2 separate regions of the Homo sapiens genome follow, and region 2 is linked to region 1. The links are chromatin loops, found by intact Hi-C in ENCODE. Cell type or tissue: ovary. All regions are shown on one strand. Each heading gives the region's core, and the rest is flanking DNA. Links, peaks and the distances in the headings are about the cores only. Region 1 overlaps CACNA1A (calcium voltage-gated channel subunit alpha1 A). Region 2 overlaps IL27RA (interleukin 27 receptor subunit alpha).

What was found. Peaks named below come from ENCODE experiments on the same cell type or tissue, not always from the same donor. Only the 100,000 strongest peaks of a DNase experiment are listed, where the experiment ranks them.
Region 2: a loop joins it to region 1, with 5 times the contacts of the local background. A loop is called at or near these places in 2 of 110 quality-filtered maps.

What each region holds. Positions count from the first base shown.
Region 1 is chr19:13,270,709-13,281,984 of GRCh38, reverse strand. CACNA1A (calcium voltage-gated channel subunit alpha1 A) reads left to right here. Exons shown (of 47, transcript NM_001127222.2): 23 at 4,857-4,916; 24 at 6,029-6,135. Among named protein-coding and RNA genes, the nearest start is that of IER2, 130 kb to the right of the region's middle. RefSeq lists enhancers at 4,174-4,343, 6,442-6,491, 6,512-6,581, 6,602-6,681, 5,782-6,981 and a silencer at 4,664-4,723. In ovary, for the core only: a CTCF peak has its summit at 4,652 (motif pointing left); no DNase peak of the experiment used is centred there.
Region 2 is chr19:14,038,337-14,046,336 of GRCh38, reverse strand. It overlaps IL27RA (interleukin 27 receptor subunit alpha), which reads right to left. Exons shown (of 14, transcript NM_004843.4): 3 at 6,672-6,829; 4 at 6,427-6,584; 5 at 3,725-3,884; 6 at 3,548-3,621; 7 at 1-183. Among named protein-coding and RNA genes, the nearest start is that of IL27RA, 11 kb to the right of the region's middle. RefSeq lists an enhancer at 3,018-3,518. In ovary, for the core only: a CTCF peak has its summit at 3,095 (motif pointing right); no DNase peak of the experiment used is centred there.

The DNA.
Region 1 (11,276 bases), core at 1,606-9,605:
CCCCCTGCTGACGCGAGGATGCTGAAGAAGGCGTTGCCTTCGGCAGGGAGGGCACAGGCATGGATGATCCAGGGGGCACGGCAGCTCCCAGGGCTGAAGGGAATCTAGGCAGTGCTCAGACCAGGCCCCAGGGACTGTTTGCAAAGAGCGTTCAGCTCCCCGGCCCCCTCCCTCGTCCATCTCGCAGTCGAAACTTCTCTACAAGAACACTGTGGCCCCATAACGTTCACACCACGTAACCACCATCCAGGGCAAGAAATAGAACAAAAACGCCCCACGCGGCATGTGCCTCCTCGATCCCCCACCCCCACCGCCTTCTTTCCCTCTAGAGCTGCTGGGGACACTGTCTGGAGACATTTTTGGTTGTCACGACAGGAGGGGGGAGGTGCTCCTGGCATCTGGTGGGTGGAGGCCAGGGATGTTGCTCAGCACCCGCCGATGCCCAGGACAGCCCCCACTCTAGAGGATGATCCAGACCCAAATGTCCACAGAGCCCAGCTTGAGAAACCCTGCCTTACCGGTAACCACGACCCCAGCTTCTGGAATGAGCGTTTTTGGCTTCTCTCTTTTTCCCACCTGCACAGGCTTTTTTTTTTTTTTTTTTTAAGAGACAATGTCTCTCTCTGTCGCCCAGGTTGGGGTGCAGTAACGTGATCATGGCTCACTGCAGCCTCAACGTCCCGGGCTCAAGTGATCCTCCCACCTCAGCCCCCCAGGTAGCTAGGACCACAGGCATGCACCACCACACCCAGCTAATTTTTAAATGCTTGTAGAAACGGGCCTCGCTATGTTGCCAGGCTGGTCTCGAACTCTTGACCTCAAGCAATCCTCCCTCCTCAGATTCCCAGAGCTCTGGAATTACAGGCATGTAATTCCAATTCTTACATGCCTGTAATTGGCCAACACTGGCCAATTCTTAAAAACTGAATTTATGTTTGCTCTTCTGTAACATTCAATAAATGAGACACTTCTATGCTTCGCATTAAATGAGTACATGTTGCTTTTGCAGGATTGATGGGCATTCTTTTTTTTTTTTTTTTTTTTGAGATGGAGTCTTGCTCTGTCACCCAGGCTGGAGTGCAGTGGTGCAATCTTGGCTCACTGCAACCTCCGCCTCCCGGGTTTAAGCGATTCTCCTGCCTCAGCCTCCAGAGTAGCTGGGACTACAGGCAGGCGCCACCACACCCGGCTAATTTTTGTATTTTTAGTAGAGACGGGGTTTCACACTATCAGCCAGACTGGTCTCAAACTCCTGACCTCAAGTGATCCGCCCGCCTTGGCCTCCCAAAGTGCTGGGATTACAGGCGTGAGCCACCACGCCCGGTCAATGAGCATTCTTTATGATGCTGTTTTGAGATTTACTGTGTGGCATGGGATGTGTTATCCATCCCCTGTTGACAGATGTTTGGGTTGTTTCTAAGTGTGAATACTGTCCCCATGCCACGCCCCTCAACATGTTTCCTGAGTCACCTGGACAGTAATTTCTCCAGGAGGCCAGATGCAGTGGCTCACGCCTATAATCCCAGCACTTCGAGAGGCCAAGGTGGGAGCAATGCTTGAGGCCAGGAGTTCAAGACCAGCTTGGGCAACATAGTGAGACCCCCACCTCTACCAAAAAAAAAAAAAATTTTTTTTTTTTTAATTAACCGAGCGTGGTGGTGCACACCTGTGGTCCCAGCCACTTGGGAGGCTGAGGTGGGAGGATCACTTGGGTCTGGAAGGTCAAGGCTGTAGTGATCCATGTTCATACCACTGCACTCCAACCTGGGTGACAGAGCGAGACCCTGTCTCAATAAATAAGAATTCCTCCAGGGTATAAACCAAAAGCGAAGTTTCTAGAGCATATAATTTGCAAGTGGTTGGCCTCAGTAAATGCAGCTTGAATGTTTATTGGACAATAAACACAGTGACCCTTTGGGAGGCCAAGGCGGGTGGATCACCTGAGGTCAGGAGTTTGAGACCAGCCTGGCCAACATGGTGAAACCCCGTCTCTACCAAAAATACAAAAATTATCTGGGCGTGGTAACACACAACTGTAATCCCAGCTACTCGGGAGGCTGAAGCACAAGAATCACTTGAACCCAGGAGGTGGAGGTTGCAGTGAGCCAAGATGGCGTCACTGCACTCTAGCCTTGGCGACAGAGCGAGACCCTGTCTCCAAAATATATATAAATAAATAAAAATAAACACAGTGGGCCGGGCACAGTGGGCCGGGCTCGCACCTGTAATCCCAGCACTTTGGGAGGCCAAGGTGGGTAGATCACGTGAGGTCAGGAGTTCGAGACCAGACTGGCCAATATGGTAAAACCTGGTCTCTACTAAAAATACAAAAATTAGCCGGGCGTGGTAGCATGCGCCTGTAATCCCAGACACTTGGAGGCTGAGGCAGAAGAATTGCTTGAACCCGGGAGGCAGAGGTTCCAGTGAGCCAAGATTGTGCCACTGCACTCCAGCCTGGGTGACAGAGTGAGACACCATCTCAAAAAAAAATTAAAAAATAAATGAACGCAGTGGCCCTTGCACCAGTAGCTCATGGGAACTCCTGTTCTTCCACATCCTTGTCAACACTTGGTACTGTCGACTGTTTCATTTGGCCGATCTGCTGGGTGTGGAGTGAGATCTTATTGGGGTTGTGCTTGGCATTTCCCTGTAATGAATGAGATCAAGCACTTTTTTGGATTAGACTGAGCCACAGGAAATAACATTTTCAAATAGATGAAAAAGATCTAAGTATTAGGAATACTTGAACCTAATTTATTGGTCTTTTGATTTCCTCTTGCACAGCTTATTAAGAGCTCCAGAATTAGATTCACCTGACCCCCACGGCCTGCCCTTTCCCAGCTCCCTCTCTTCCTTCTTTCCTTCCATTCATTCCTTTAGTAAGTATTTGATAAGCAACTACTATGTGCCAGGTACTGAGCGAGCCAGGGAGGATTGACAGGGTATGAGATGGTCCCTGCACTCCCAGAGCCCACAAACCACCAGGCCTTTGACCAGGCTGTGCCCACTGCCTCGTGCACCTGAAATACTCTCCCACCACCATCCCCTCTGCCCACCCAGGTCTTTCAAGCCAATCCCCTTGCACCAGCCCCTCCCTCCAGGAAGTCACCTCACCCTGACCCCAGGCACTCTGGTCTCTGATTCCTCTTCAAGCACCACATATAACAGGAATATAAGTTATAACCACACAGATCACAGAGCCCAGCTCCTCCAGGACCCAGTACAGCCCCAACTGTTGATGCATTCATTCAACAAACATTTCTTGAGCACCTACTGTATTCCTGACCCTGTATTATAAGCTGGAGACGCCATGGTGACAGACAGACATCCCTGTCCTTGTGGGGCTGACATTTGGGTGGGGGAGATGGACAATGAGATTATCAGTAACTACAACAAATGTTCAGGGAGTGATAAGTGGCCGGGGGTGTGGTGGGCAGAGGGAAGGAGAGACTTCGTAAAGAGGATCTCAAGCACCAGGAGATGGAATTTAAACAGCCGGTCAGGGGAGTCCTCACTGGGAAAGTGTTATTTGAGCTAAGTCATAAAGGAGGAGAAAGACGGAATCAAATGGGATGTGGGGGAAAGCATTCCAGAGAGACAGAACAGCCTGTGCAAAGGCCCTGAGGTGGAAGCATCTTGGGGAACAAAAGGAAGTGAGCAAGGGAGAGAATGAGAGGAAGTGAGGGCAGGGAGCTGAATGGTCAGATCGTGCAGGGGCTTGAGGGCCTCGGGGAGGACTTTGACTTTTATCCCTGAATGAGGTGGGAGCCACGGAGGATTGTAAGCAGGGGAAGGATGTGCCTGACTTCTTTGGTGTTCACAGCGCCCTCTGGTGGCCATGTTCAGTAATGCTCAGCCCTTGCAGCTTCTGGGTGGATCTGATTTTTTTTTTTTTTTTTTTTTTAGACAGTCTCTGTCTCCCAGGCTGGAGTGCAGTGGCACGATCTCGGCTCACTGCAACCTCCGCCTCCCACGTTCAAGTGACTGTCACGCCTTGGCCTCCCAAGTAGCTGGAATTACAGGCACACGCCACCATGCCCAGCTAATTTTTTATATTTTTAGTAGACACGGGGTTTTGCCATTTGGTTAGGCTGGTCTCGAACTCCTGACCTCAAGTGATCTGCCTGCCTCAGCCTCCCAAAGTGCTGGGATTACAGGCTCGAGCCACCGTGCCCAGCCGGTGTCCACCCCATGTCTAGCACCAGCCAGACACTGTGCCGGCGCACCCTCATCTTCAGGCCTGGGTGACACCAGAGGTGTGCTATGGTGTGTCCTGGACAGGGGCTGGGCCAGAGGACATTGCTCGTCCAGGCAGAAACATCAGGCCTGGGGAGGGGCACAGGAAAAATCAACCTACCCTGGCAGGGGCCTGGCCTTGAAGCAGGAAGAGATGCCGTGGCAGGAAGTTGGCCCCAGTGTTTAAAAAAACCACGTAGCAACTATTTCTCGCCCAGGATGCCCAGGAAAGCAAGGGTACTGGGGGATTAGATCCATCACCAAGAAGGATACAGTCAGCCCTGAACTTCTCTGGGGCCGCTTCTAATCCACTACAGGGCTTGGGGCAAATTTTAAAAGGTACCCTTCCCGTGGGTTAGCGAACTGGCCTAGTACAGTGATTTTTTTGTTAGGATTTGCTGCCATCTGCTGGACAATTTCATTCACAACATACAAATCTGCAGTATGAAAAGAGATGGGAGGGGCCCTTGTGCAGTGCACGCCCTGCGCAACTGTATATAGCAGCTGTGTTTCCTCTTCTGGGTAGAAACTCTGCTCCCCAGTAGGCGATCGTTAGTTTTACCGGGGCTCTGCTGGAACAGGCCAGTGATCCACTGCTCTCTTGCTTTTATCCCTTACAGGTGCTGCGATACTTTGACTACGTTTTTACAGGCGTCTTTACCTTTGAGATGGTGATCAAGGTGAGTGCAGATTATAAGTGAGAACACACGGTAATTTTTTTTTTTAAGCAAGTGCAGGGCTGGGCACAGTGGATCATGCCTGTAATCCCAGCACTTTGGGAGGCTGAGGCAGGCAGATCACTTGAGATCAGGAGGTTGAGGCCAGCCTGGCCAACATGGTGAAACCCCATCTCTACTAAAAATACAAAAATTAGCCGGGCATGGTGGCACATGTCTGTAATCCCAGCTACTCGGGAGGCTGAGGCAGGAGAATCACTTGAACCCTAGGCTGCAATGAGCCGATGTGGAGGCTGCAGTGAGCCGAGATCTTGCCACTGCATTCCAGCCTGGGTGACACAGCGAGACTCTGTCAAAAAAAAAAAAAAAAAAAAGAGCTGGGATTCCAGGAGATCCTGAGCCTCCAAGAATGCCCCCCTTGAGAGGATGAGTCTCCCAGAGGATTAGAAATGCCTGGTGTGTTTGAAGAGCAGCAAGGAAGCTGGTGTGGCTGGGCGGAGTGAGAGAACAGTGGGGAAACGAAGGACAGAGAGATGAGTGGGGAGGTGAGGGGGCACCTTGTGCCGGGGATCACAGAGAGGGCTCTTCGGCTCTTACTTTGAGTGAGGTGAGGGCCATAGAGTGTTCTGAGCAGAGGAGGGACTTGATCCAGGTGTTCACAGGTGCCCTTTGGCATCTGTGGGAAGCCAGAGGACCTGTGAGCAGGTGATCACACTGGTCCCCATGGGCGATGACGGGGACAGGATCAGGCTGGTGACCAAAGAAGAGGTGAGAAGTGGACAGATTCTTGGAAGGTTCTGGAAATAGAGCCAGTGAGTTTTGCTGATAGAGCCACCAATGAGGGATTTGGGACAAAGAGGCATCAAAGAGGATCCCAAAGTTTGGATCTAAGAGCCGGCAAGCCAGAGCTGGCTTCCATCAGGCAAAGGGGGGCCGCCTCATGGGGCAGGGGCTCCCCACTCCTCCCTGGAGTCCTCTGGCCACTGCCCATCCCTGCAAGATGAGGTGGCCTCATTGGCTTCCCTGCCTCTCCCCGAGAGGCTAGAGAGTGGGTGGCAGCACCCCAGGGTGGGGATCAGGTGGGGGTTCTGAGCACCCTCTCTTCTCCCCCACAGATGATTGACCTGGGGCTCGTCCTGCATCAGGGTGCCTACTTCCGTGACCTCTGGAATATTCTCGACTTCATAGTGGTCAGTGGGGCCCTGGTAGCCTTTGCCTTCACGTAAGTCTCCTCGCAAGGGTTCCTCTTGCCTCTTTTCCCCCAACCCCCAGCCTGGGCCACACATCGGATTACAGGACATGTTCTCAGGGTCTAGGGATGGGGTGTGTGGGCTCCGGGGACGTGGGAGATATCAGCATGCCACCAGGAAGAGCTTCGATGGCTTTTTGCATGATGTCCATGGAGGAAGAAGGAGAAGGGACCCCCCCTCCTGCCAACCTTCTACCTCCTCACACAGCAACGGGCCTCAGCCACATCACTGGCCCCTTGCTGTGCAGCTTCCTGTAGACTAGCCTCGCCGGAACATCTCATCCCCCTACTACTCCACAAGCGCCGCCCAAACCGCTGTCTCTTTGGAAAGTCCCTAAAGAGACAATCAGGAAACGAATGTGCATGAGAATTCTGACCCCCTCCCTATGCCTGAAGGCCCCGTAGTTGTAGACCTGGTGACTCCCTTTGTGTGTCTTTCACTTCTCCTGGCAGTCCTAGGATTCTCTGCCCTCTGAAAGGCCATGTGTCATCCTGCAGCTCCAAGATGGCGCCCCAGTTGTAGGCAGCCATTTCAGGATGGCACCCAAGCTCTTAGTAGTCATCCCAAGATGGCATCCAAGTTCTGGGTGGCCATTCCAAGATGGCCCCTGAGTTCTGAGCTATCATTCCAAGATGGCCTCTGAATTTGGGGTGGTCATTCTTAGATGGTCCCTGAGTTCCAAGGTGACCTTCAAGTTCTGGGTAGCCATTCCAGGATGGTCCCCAAGCTCTGGGTGGCTATTCCAAGATGGCCCCAAGTTCTAGGCAGCCATTGCAAGATGGCCCCTGAGTTCCAGGGTGGCCCCCAAGTTCTGGGCAACCATTCCAAGGTGGCATCCAAGTTCTGGGTGGCTATTCCAAGATGGCCTCTGATTTCTGGGCTACCATGCTAAGATGGCCTCTGGATTCTTGGTGGCCATTCTTACATGGTCCCTGAGTTCCAAGGTGGCCTTCAAGTTCTGGGTAGCCATTCCAAGACGGTCCCCAAGTCTTGGATGGCTACTCGAAGGTGACCCCCAAGTTCTGGGCAGCCATCTCAAGGTGGCACCCTAGTTCTGGGTAACCATTCCAAAATGGCACCCAAGTTCTAGGGCAACCATTTCAAAATGGCCCCCAAGTTCTGGGTGACTATTTCAAGATGGTACCCAACAGGTGAGTGGCCATTAGCCCTTAGGGCCCTGATAGCAGACTTAGCAGTACATTCCTGAAGTTGTAGACATTTGGAGCGGGATGAAAAATATCTAATCAGTCTTTAATCAAGAAACAAATCTTGGGGACCCTGGCTGTGCCCATCATGGTGAATGATTCCCTGACAGGTTTTGAAAGGATCTTGACACATTCACTCCCATCGTGAGAGAATCAGGGGCTTCCTCCTGTGCCTCTGCCTCTAGGCTCCCTCCTGAGCCAATCTGGAGGGGCCCTTGAATGGTCTCCCTCACCAAACAATGAGGACTTGGTTTGTCAGGAGGGCCAAAATAGTGGCCCATTTCCAGTAGAAGGGCTGTTAAGTAGGCCACACTTAGATTCTTCTCTGGGAACACAATGAGGTCAAGTTGTGTTAGAACAAAAAATCTCCAGAGTTTTTGGATGCCTCAGAGCTGGAGATGTATCATGAAGGTTGGGAGGCTGATTATACTTCTTTCTCTTTCTCTTTCACTCCTTCCTCCTCTTTCTCCTCTCTTTTTGTTCGTTTACTCTTTTCTTTTTCTCTTCTCCTCTCCCTCCCCACATCCTTCCCTCTCCTCAAAGCTTTTCAGTGTCTATTTGACTACTAGAGCAATGCACGGTGGCTTACACCTGCAATCCCAGCACTTTGGGAGGCTGAGACAGGCAGATTGCTTGAGCCCAGGAGGCCAAGACCAGCCTGGGTAACATAGGGAGACCCCATCTCTAAAAAAAAAAAAAAACAATTAGCCAGGCATGGTAGTATGCCTGCACTAGCAGCTACACGGGAGGCTGAGGTGGGAGAATTGCTTGAGCCCAGGAGGTTCAAGGCTGCAGTGAGCCGAAATCGCACCACTGCACCCCAGTCTGGGGAACACAGGAAGAACTTGTCTCAAAAAAATAAAAAGTTTAAAAAATTAAAAATCAATGAATTTGCTATTTAGAATATTATGCTTTATATGGTTACTGAATAATTTTAATAGTGATGAGTACAAAAAAAACAGGTTTAGCAAGCTGTTCTGTAGGTTAAAAAGTAAATAAATAAATAATTAATTAAACAAAATACAATGCACATCAAATTAGGGGACAAAGATTGTGACGAATAAGACAAGGAGTCCATGTCTTTAAAATATGAAAAGCAGTTACAAATCAATAAGAAACACTACTTCTCAATGGATAAATGGGCAAAGGACATAAACAGAAATCTGATAGAATGCTGGCAACTAGTAAAAATGGAGGTAAATCAACCCTTGGAATTCAGAGAAATGTAAAATAAAAACGAGATACAATTCATTCCCTATCAAGTTAGCACTGTTCCCGCCGCACCCCCACACACACACAAAAAATGATTTTTTTAGCTAATAAACAGCATATATAAGAATGTATTATAATAGGCTGGGCACAGTGGCTCACGCCTGTAACCCTAGCATTTTGGGAGGCCAAGGGAGGGGGATCACCTGAGGTCAGCAGTTCGAGACCAGCCTGGCCGACATGACAAAACCCTGTCTCTACTAAAAAATACAAAAATTAGCCAGGCATGGTGGCGGATGCCTGTAATCCCAGCTACTCAGGTGGGTAAGGCAGGAGAATTGCTTGGACCCAGGAGATGGAGACTGCAGTGAGCCGAGATCATGCCACTGCACTCCAGCCTGGGTGAGAAAGCAAGATTTTGTCTCAAAAATAAAAAAAGGAATGTATTATAATAAAATATACTTTTCTCCCCCTCTATCACCTATTTAAGCAGGTCCTTCAAGTTGTCAGGTAGACATCATGCTATGAGAAAATTTAAATCCTGAAAAGCCAGAATGTTTTACCACCCTCAGCCTGGAATGAATCCTTCTCCTATGGAAATAACCTACGGGTTTCTCCACCCCTCTCTGCCTTTCAGCCCCTTCCCTCCCTCTCCCCTCCTTTTCTTTCTCCCTCTTTCTCTTCCTCCTTTCCCCTCTCTTCCCTCTCTCTTCTTCCCTCTCTCTGTCTCTTTCTGTTCGTCTTTCTCCTTTTACCCCCTCTCAGTTTCTATCTTTTTATTTTCCTCTTTCTCTCTCTCTCTCCCTCTCTTTCTCTCTCACTCCCTGCACTGTTGATGACCTATGTCCTTGGGTGATGTGGGCCTCCCCTGGACCGTGTAGCTTGGAGAAAGCTGACCCTCTGTCATCGGTCTGGCAACAGGGACTTGGCCCCCCTACCCTGCATTCTGATGAGGAATGGTATTCAGACAAAGGCAGATCCCAGGACACAGGAGGACATGCTCAGGCAGGGACCCCCGCCCCTTTCCTCTGGGGCAAGGTCTGCTCAGCAGCCTCCAAGATTCCTAGGGCTCAAGAGGTGGCAGGTAGCTCAGGGCACTAGGGCAGGCAGTGGGGTGAATATGTCACTCATATCCACCTGTCCACACACAATGCTTACCTTGGCCACCTGTGCCCAGGGGAATGGGTTTTATCCTGTGAATCCTCCCAGTGACCACCACTGAGTGTGGCACAGATAAATGGTACCAAGCCCAAGCTGTTCAGGTCTCCAATGTCACTTTCCTCTCAGACCTCTGTTGTAGCTGACATACTGTAATGCTGAGGAGGGCCGGGCACAGTGGCTCATGCCTGTAATCCTAGCTCTTTCGGAGGCCAAGGCAGATGGATCACCTGGGGTCAGGAGTTCAAGACCAGCCTGGGCAACATGGTGAAACCCCAGGCAACATGGTAAAACCCTGTCTCTACTAAAAATACAAATATTAGCCAAGCGTGATAGCAGGCGCCTGTAATCTCAGCTACTCGGGAGGCTGAGGCAGAAGAATTGCTTGAACCTGGGAAGTGGAGGTTGCAGTGAGCCAAGATTGCACCACTGCACTCCAGCCTGGGCAACAGAGCAAGACTCTGTCTCAAAAAAAAAAAAAAATGCTGAGGAGGTGACTGTCCCACCTCCATCCTCCGAGTTGACCATCACAATTTAGGGAGGGGAATGACCTACAAAGGACCCAGAAGCAAGCCTTTCAATTGTTGAGCTTTTGCCATTATGGGCCATCGTTTACAACATGCTGTTTCTAGGTTCTCTGGAGGTAAAATTAGCCTCCTCTTTTAAACAAAGCTAATCTGCAAAAGCGAACCAAAAATTCTTTTCCACCAGAGATCAATTAGCAGAATGAGCTGGGTGCGATGGCTCACACCTGTAATCCCAGCACTTGGGGAGGCCGAGGCAGGTGGATCACTTGAGGTCAGGGGTCCAAGACCAGCATGGCCAACATGGTGAAACCCCATCTCTACTAAAAATACAAAAACTAGCTGGGTGTGGTGGGGAGGGCCTGTAGTCCCAGCTACTCGGGAGGGTGAGGCAGGAGAATTGCTTGAACCCAGGAGGTGAAGGTTGCAGTGAGCCAAGATTGTGCCACTGCACTCCAGCCTGGGTGACGGAGCAAGACTCCATCTCAAAAAAAAAAAAAAAAAAAAAAAACAGCAGAATGATTCTTTTGGGGAGTTGACTTTTTTTTTAATTTCTGAGTTTTCTTTTTAAATATCAAGTTATACAAGGGCATTCAAATTGGCCTACAACTCACAGGAATTTGGCAGCCTGTTTGCAGAGTCAAGCTTTTACATTGTTCTCATGAAATTGGTACAGGCATAAAGCCACCCTTCACTCTTGAAAATCCATTTTGAATGTTGTTGTTTTAATTCTTATGCAAGAAAAGGATCTGGATAGGGATTTCAGGCCATCCTGTCAACCCTGGCAGGCTTGTAGATCATGCAGGAACTGGGAGGTGTGAGATTTTGCCAGTAGGATCCTGGCAAGTGCCTGGGACTCTCCCAGGGTTTTGGAAGAGCCGACGGACATGAGTCCAACAGGGAGCATCTTTATATCATGGCCGAAGGGATGAGAGAGGAGACCCTCAAACCTCACGCCTACCACACCCTCCCCACCCCACTGTCAAGAGTCCATCTGGTACTGCTGTTCCTCCCCCA
Region 2 (8,000 bases), core at 1-8,000, 770 kb before region 1:
CAAGCAGACCAAAGAGAGGTTGGTGAGAGGCTCCCAGCTTGTGGCGTTGACAGCGGACACCCTGGCCCACTCCGCCCCACTGGGAATTAGGGAGCAGCAGCAGGTAATTCCTTCTGGACTCAGCTCACGACCTCCAACCCAGAACCAGACTTTGTAGCTCACCTGCACACAGGGCCCTGGGGCCTGAGAGATGAAGGGAAAAAGGGGTTAATGTCTCCCATTAATCACGCACATATATGTGTCTCCCTGAGGTCACCTGATAAACCACCGGTCAGTGAAGCATTTTTTGTTTGTTTGTTTGTTTGTTTTTTGAGACGGAGTCTTCATTCTGTTACCCAGACTGGAGTGAAGTGGCGTGATCTCGGCTCACTGCAACCTTCACCTCCCGGGTTCAAGCGATGTTCCTGCCTCAGCCTCCTGAGTAGCTGGGATTACAGGCGCCTGCCATCACGCCCGGCTAATTTTTGTATTTTTAGTAGAGACGGGGTTTCACCATGTTGGCCAGGCTGGTCTCAAACTCCTGACCTCAAGTGATCTGCCTGCCTCAGCCTCCCAAAGTGCTAGGATTACAGGCGTGAGTCAGCAAACCTGGCCAGGTGCAAAATTTAAAAGGGAGTGGGGGATACCAAAAACCCAATAAGTGAGATAAATAATATTTTAATGCAGTATTGTAATAAATGAAAATTAATGCCTAAAAACCCATGACAAACAAAATATCAACTTTTTTTTTTTTTTTGAGACAGAGTCTCGCTCTGTCGCCCAGGCTGGAGTGCAGTGGCGCCATCTCGGCTCACTGCAAGCTCTGCCTCCCGGGTTCACGCCATTCGCCTGCCTCAGCCTCCCCAGTACCTGGGACTACAGGCGCCTGCCACCACGTCCGGCTAATTTTTTGTATTTTTAGTAGAGACGGGGTTTCACATGTTAGCCAGGATGGTCTTGATCTCCTGACCTTGTCTCTTAAAAAAAAAATCCGCCCGTCTCGGCCTCCCAAAGTGCTGGGATTACAGGCGTGAGCCACCACGCCCAGCCATCTTTTTTTTTTTTTTCTTTTTGACATAAGTTCTCACTATTGTACAGGCTGAAGTGCGGTGGTGCAATCATAGCTCACTGCAGCCTCAACATCCTAGGCTGAAGTGATCCTCCCACCTCAGCCTCCCCAGTAGCTGGGACTATAGACGCATGCCACCACACCCCGCTAATTTTTTTTTTTTTTTTTGGAGACAGAGTCTCATTCTGTCACCCAGGCTGGAGTGCAGTGGCGCAATCTGAGCTCACTGCAACCTCCCCGGGTTCAGGAGATTCTCCTGCCTCAGCCTCCTAAGTAGCTGGGATTACAGGTGCCTGCCACCACGCCCGGCTAATTTGTGTATTTTTAGTAGAGATGGGGGTTTCACCATCTTGGCCAGGCTGGTCTTGAACTCCTGACCTTATGATCCACCCGCCTCGGCCTCCCAAAGTGTTGGGATTACAGGCTGAGCCACTGTGCCCGGCCCCTGGTAATGTTTTATTCTCTGTATAGATGGGTAGCTTGCTATGTTGCCCAGGCTGGTCTCGAACTCCTGGCCTCAAGTGGTCCTCCTGCCTCAGACTCTCAAAGTGCTGGGATTACAGGTATGAGCCACCCACTCGGTCCAAAATATCAAGATTTTAAAGTAAAAACAGGATTTGATCCTGCACCTGTGTGACCCTACCCTGCTCACCTCCCTAACCCTGGTCTTGGTTCCAATCAAACTGTATTTCTGAAAACAGGCAGTTGGTCCTTGAACTCTAGTTTGCTGATTTAATTTTTTAAAATATCGGCCAGGCACGGTGGCTCACACCTGTAATCCCAGCACTTTGGGAGGCCGAGTGGGCAGATCACCTGATTTCAGGAGTTCGAGACCAGCCTGGCCAACATGGTGAAACCTCGTCTCTACTAAAAATACAAAAATTAGCCGGGTGTGGTGGCGGGCGCCTATAATCACAGCTACTCAGGAGGCTGAGGCAGGAGAATCGCTTGAACCCAGGAGGCGGAGGTTGCGGTGAGCCAAGATCGCCCCATTGCACTCCAGCCTGGGCAACAAGAGTGACACTCCATCTCAAATACATAAATAAATAAAAGATACTGGATTGTGTGGTCTAAGAAGGTGGAAAACCACACCTGTCATCGTGTTCCTTTGCTTATTTACTGAGAGCAAGGGTCAAGCAATGCCACCTGGCACATAGCAGGTGCTTCACAGATTTGAATCAGTGAGGATAATTGCACCTTGTCAGCCATTTTATAATACCTTTTTTTTTTTTTTTTTTGTGAGACAGAGTCTTGCTCTTGTTGCCCAGACTGGAGTGCAGTGGCTCGAGCTCAGCTCACTGCAACCTCCACCTCCCAGGTTCAAGCGATTCTCCTGTCTCAGCCTCCTAAGTAGCTGGGATTACAGGTGCCTGCCACCAGGCCCAGCTAATTTTTGTATTTTTAGTAGAGATGGGGTTTCACCATGTTGGCCAGGCTGGTCTCGAACTCCTGACCTCAAGTGATCTGCCCACCTGAGCCTCTCAAAGTGCTGGGATTACAGGCATGAGCCACCATGCCCAGCCTATTAATACCCTTTTGATACTAGCATTTAAACTCTTAGCACAGGCCAGGCGCGGTGGCTCCCGCCTGTAATTCCAGCACTTTGGGAGGCCGAGGTGGCTGGATCATGAGGTCAGGAGTTCAAGGCCCCCCTGGCCAAGATGGTGAAACCCCCATCTCTACTAAAAATACAAAAATTAGCCGGGCGTGGTGGGGGGGCACCTGTAATCCCAGCTACTTGGGAGGCTGAGGCAGAGAATGGCTTGAACCTGGGAGGTGGAGGTTGCAGTGAGCTGAGATGAGATGACGCTGCTGCACTCCAGCCTGGGCAACAGAGCGAGACTCCATCTCAAAATAAATAAATGAATAAATAAACTCTTAGCACACTGTGTTATATTTTCTGGAGCTGAGCTCCAGTCTCGCTGTCAGGTTTTTGCATCTGCTGCCCCTGCCCGGAATATCTGCACCCATCCTTATGGCTCAGACCTCTCGGAAGCAGCTGACATTGGTGGAGACTTGCTCCATGCCCCACCCTGTGCTGACCACTTTAGCAACCCATCCTTGAATCTTCGAAGCAACCTCAAGGGGGCAGCATGGTAAACTCTGTCTTGTTTATGTCATTGGGTTTTGTTTGTTTTTTGTTTTGGAGACGGAGTTTCACTCTTGTTGCCCAGGCTGGAGTGCAGTGGTGTGATCTCGGCTCACTGCAACCTTCACCTCCTGGGTTCAAGTGATTCTTCTGCCTCAGCCTCCAGAGTAGCTGGGATTACAGGCGCCCACGACCACTCCCCGTGAAGTTTTGTATTTTTAGTAGAGATGGGGTTTCACCATGTTGGCCAGGCTGGTCTCCAACTGCTGACCTCAAGTGATCCACCCTCCTCGGCCTCCCACAGCAGTGTTGGGATTACAAGCGTGAGCCACTGCATCCGGCCTTATGTCATTGTTATTTAGGGGTTTCCTAACACGTGCAGAGAAATGTAACTGGTGCCTGAAGCTCACCTTCCATAGAAGCAAAGGTTCCTCTCCTCCAGGCGTCCCACAGAGGTTCCCTGATACCCACACATCTTTTGGAGCTGGCAAGGATGAGGAAACGGGGAACAAATGAGTGGGACATGATTGGACAGACTTCTGGGGGTGGGAGGGGCGTGGATTGAGGGCAAGCCCAGATATCCTCACCAGAAGGCGGTGTCTGGAAGGACAAAATGGGGCTCCACTCGCCCCACAAATCCTCTTCTTTCTCCATCCGGCAGCGGCCATACACTTTGTAGCCAGTGGCTAGCTCCAAATCTTGGATCTCAACAGGGGTCAGGGGTATGGTCTTCAGCTCCGGTTCCAGCTGGGGGAGAGACAGGCGAGCGTGATGGGCCCAGGGCCTGAGTCAAGGGTATTTGAACTTATCTTTTTTTTTTTCCTTTGTTTTTCGTTTTGAGACAGTCTCGTTGTGGCCCAGGCTAGAGTGCAGTGGTGTGATCTTGGCTCACTGCAACCTCTCCCTCCTGGGTTCAAGCAATTCTCCTGCCTCAGCCTCCTGAGTAGCTGGGATTACAGGCACCCACCACCACACCTGGTTAATTTTTTTTTTTTTTTTTTTGAGGCAGAGTCTTGCTCTGTCGCCAGGCTGGAGTGCAGTGGCACGATCTCAGCTCACTTCAACCTCTGCCTCCTGGGTTCAAGCGATTCCCCTGCCTCAGCCTCCCAAGTAGCTGGGATTACAGGCACGCGCCACCATGCCCAGCTAATTTTTTGTATTTTAGTAGAGACAGAGTTTCACCATGTTGGCCAAGATGGTCTCGATCTCCTGACCTCGTGATCCGCCCGCCTCGGCCTCCCACAGTGCTGGGATTACAGGTGTGAGCCACCAAGCCCAGCCAATTTTTGTATTTTTAGTAGAGACGGGGTTTCACCATCTTGGCCAGGCTGGTCTTGAACTCCTGACCTTAGGTGATCTGCCCACCTCGGCCTCCCAAAGTGCTGGGATTAGAGCTACTGCGCCTAGCTGGTACTTGAACTTATCTATCAGCAGAGTGAGCAACCATTTGTATTTGCCCAGGACCAAGGGGGTTTCCAGAACATGGGCCTGTCAAAAAAATTGCCACAGTCCCGAGCAGACAGAGAAAAGGTGGTCACTCTATGTGCTAGGTATAGCAGGAAGTGGTAACTTCTATTATTATCTCGTTTTACAGACGAGGGAACTGAGGCCCAGAGAGGGAAAGTGACTAGCCCAAGGTCACAGAGCTGGTGTGCTGGAGCTGAGCACTGAGGTAGTCAGATTCCAAAGTCTGCATCTCAGCCGGGTGAGGTGGCTCACGCCTGTAATCCCAACACTTTAGGAGGTGGAGGTGGGTGGATCACCTGAGGTCAGGAGTTCGAGACCAGCCTGGCCAAATAGCGAAACCCCATCTCTATTAAAAAAAATACAAAAACTTAGCTGGGCATGGTGGCACATGCCTGTAATCCCACCTACTTGAGGGGCTGAGGTGGGGGAATCACTTGAACCTGAGAGGTGGAGGTTGCAGTGAGTTGAGATGGCACCACTGCACTCCAGCCTGGGCAACACAGTGAGACTCCGTCTCAAAAAAAAAAGGGGGCCGGGTGCAGTGGCTCATGCCTGTAATCCCAGCACTTTGGGAGGCCCAGGTGGGTGGATCACCTGAGGTCAGGAGTTCAAGACCAGCCTGACCAACATGGAGAAACCCCGTCTCTACTGAAAATACAAAATGAGCCGGGCATGATGGCACATGCCTGTAATCCCAGCTACTCGGGAGGCTGAGGCAGGAGAATCGCTTGAACCTAGATGGTGGAGGTTACAGTGAGCCGAGATCATGCCATTGCACTCCAGCCTGGGCAATTAAGAGCAAAACGCCATCTCAAAAAAAAAAAAAAAAATTCTGCATCTCAGTGTTGCTCTGAATTGCATGAATAATCACAATTCTGAACTCTTCTTCTTCTTTTTTTTTTTGAGACGGAGTCTTGCTCTGTTGCCAGGCTGGAGTGTGGAGTGCAGTGGCACGATCTCAGCTCACTGCAACCTCCACCTCCTGGGTTCAAGTGATTCTCTCCTGCCTTAGCCTCTCAATTAGCTGGGACTACAGGCACCCACCAGCACGCCCAGCTACTTTTTTGTATTTTTAGTAGAGATGGGGTTTCACCATGTTGGCCAGGCTGGTCCCGAACTCCTGACCTCAGGTGATCCACTCTCCTTGGCCTCCCACAGTGCTGGGATTACAGGTGTGAGCCACCGCACCTGGTCAGATTATTTTTTAACTTCTTAGAGACGAGTCTTGCTATCCTGCCCAGGCTGGTCTCAAACTCTTGACCTCAAACAATCTTCCTGCCTCAGCCTCCCAAGGTGCTGGGATTTTAGAAATGAGCCACTGTGACCGGGTGATAGATTATTTTGGCAGGAGAAAAAAAATTTTTTTTTTTTGAGACTGAGTCTCACTCTGTAGCTCAGGCTGGAGCACAGTGGCCCAATCTCAGCTCACTGCAACCTCTGCCTCTCGGGTTCCAGTGATTCCCCTGCTTCAGCTTTCAGTAGCTGGGATTACAGGCGCCCACCACCATGCCTAGGTAATTTTTGTATTTTTAGTGGAGATGGGATTTCACCATGTTGGCCAGGCTGGTCTCGAACTCTTGACCTCAAGTGATCCATCCCCCTCAGCCTCCCAAAGTGCTGGGATTACAGGCGTGAACCACCGTGCCCAGCCATGGGAGGAGAATTTGTAGCTGAACAAGAGGCACATGCAGGCATTTTGAGTGGGAGGCATACAGGCTCAGGGGCAGGCACAGAATGAGTCCTGGGCTGGGTCTCAGATTAGGAGATGTTGCCTCAGTCCCCGCCCGGAATAGGGTGGGGAGAAAAGGACCCCAGCACTCACCAGGGTCCAGGCCGCCTCCTGACATCTTCGGTAGTGGAACTGGCAGATCAGAACTTTATGAGATGGCCATGTAGGTGGGGCCCAATGGACAGTGGCCTCCAGGGGGTCATCCTCGGAAAAGTCCACGTCAGGGCCCAGCCGGGGGGCGTTTGGCTTCACTGGGGAAGGGGAAACTAGGGTGTAGTGAGCCACGCCCTCCAAGAGCACCCACCCCGCATAGAGCGCCCACCCTCCTGCCACGTTACTTTGGGTTTCTAGGTTCACGAAGACGGGGGGCCAGAGAGGCTGGCCTGCCTTAGTGCCCCAGACAAGGAGTTTGTCAGACATGGTGAGCTGTTCCCGAGGAATGGCCACCCAGCTCCGTCCGGCTGCCACTGCCACAGTCTGGGTTTTGTTGGAACGGCTGTGAGGAGAGAGGCGGGGATGAGATGCACACTCGGCTAGAGCCAGGGCCACTGATAACCACCCTTGTGCCAACAGAGTGGCTGCAGCCTGCTCTGCTTGGGTTCAAATCCCACCTCTGCTGCTTCAGAGCTGTGTGACCTTGAGTAAGTGACTTAACTTCTCTGTGCATCAGTTTCCTCATCTACAAAATGAGGGTAATAAAAGTAACTGCTCTTTTTCTTTTTTTTTTTTAAGACAGTCACCTAGGTTGGAGTATAATGTCGTGATCTTGGCTTACTGCAACCTCTGCCTCCTGGGTTCAAGTGATCCTCCCACCTCATCCTCCCAAGTAGCTAGAATTATAGGCGTGTGCCACCACACCTGGCCAATTTTTTTGTGTTTTTAGTAGCGATGGGGTTTCACCATGTTGGCTAGGCTGGTCTCGAACTCCTGACCTCAAGTGATGCACACACCTCGGCCTCCCAAATTGCTAAGATTACAGGCATGAGCCACCATACCTGGTCATAACTGCTCTTTTCTCTCTCTCTTTTTCTTTCTTTCCTTCCCTTCCTCTCCCTCTCCCTTCTTTCCTCCCTCCCTCCCTTCCTTCCTTGCTTTCTCTCTCTCTTTTTTTTTTCTTTTGAGACAGATTTTTGTTCTTGTTGCCCAGCTTGGAGTGCAATGGTGCGATCTTGGCTCACCGCAACCTCTGCCTCCCAGGTTCAAGCGATTCTCCTGCCTCAGCCTCCCTAGTGGCTGGAATTACAGGCATGCGCCACCACTCCCGGCTAGTTTTGTACTTTTAGTAGAGACAGGGTTTCTCCATGTTGGTCAGGCTGGTCTCGAACTCCCGACCTCAGGTGATCCGCCTGTCTCGGCCTCCCAAAGTACTGGAATTACAGGCGTGAGCCACTGCGCCCGGCCCTTTCCTCTCTCTCTTTTTTTTTTTTTTTTTTTTTAGAGACACGACCTCACTCTGTAACTGGAGCAGTGCGATCATAGATCACTGCAACCTTGAACTCCTAGGCTCAAGCAATCCTCCTGCCTCAGCCTCCAGAGTAGCTGGGATAACAGGTGTGCATCACAATGTTCAGCTAATTTTTAAATTTTTTGTAGAAATGGGGTCTTGCTATGTTGCCCAGGCTGGTCTCCTCTAACTCTTGGCCTCAAGCAGTCACATACTGAGACCC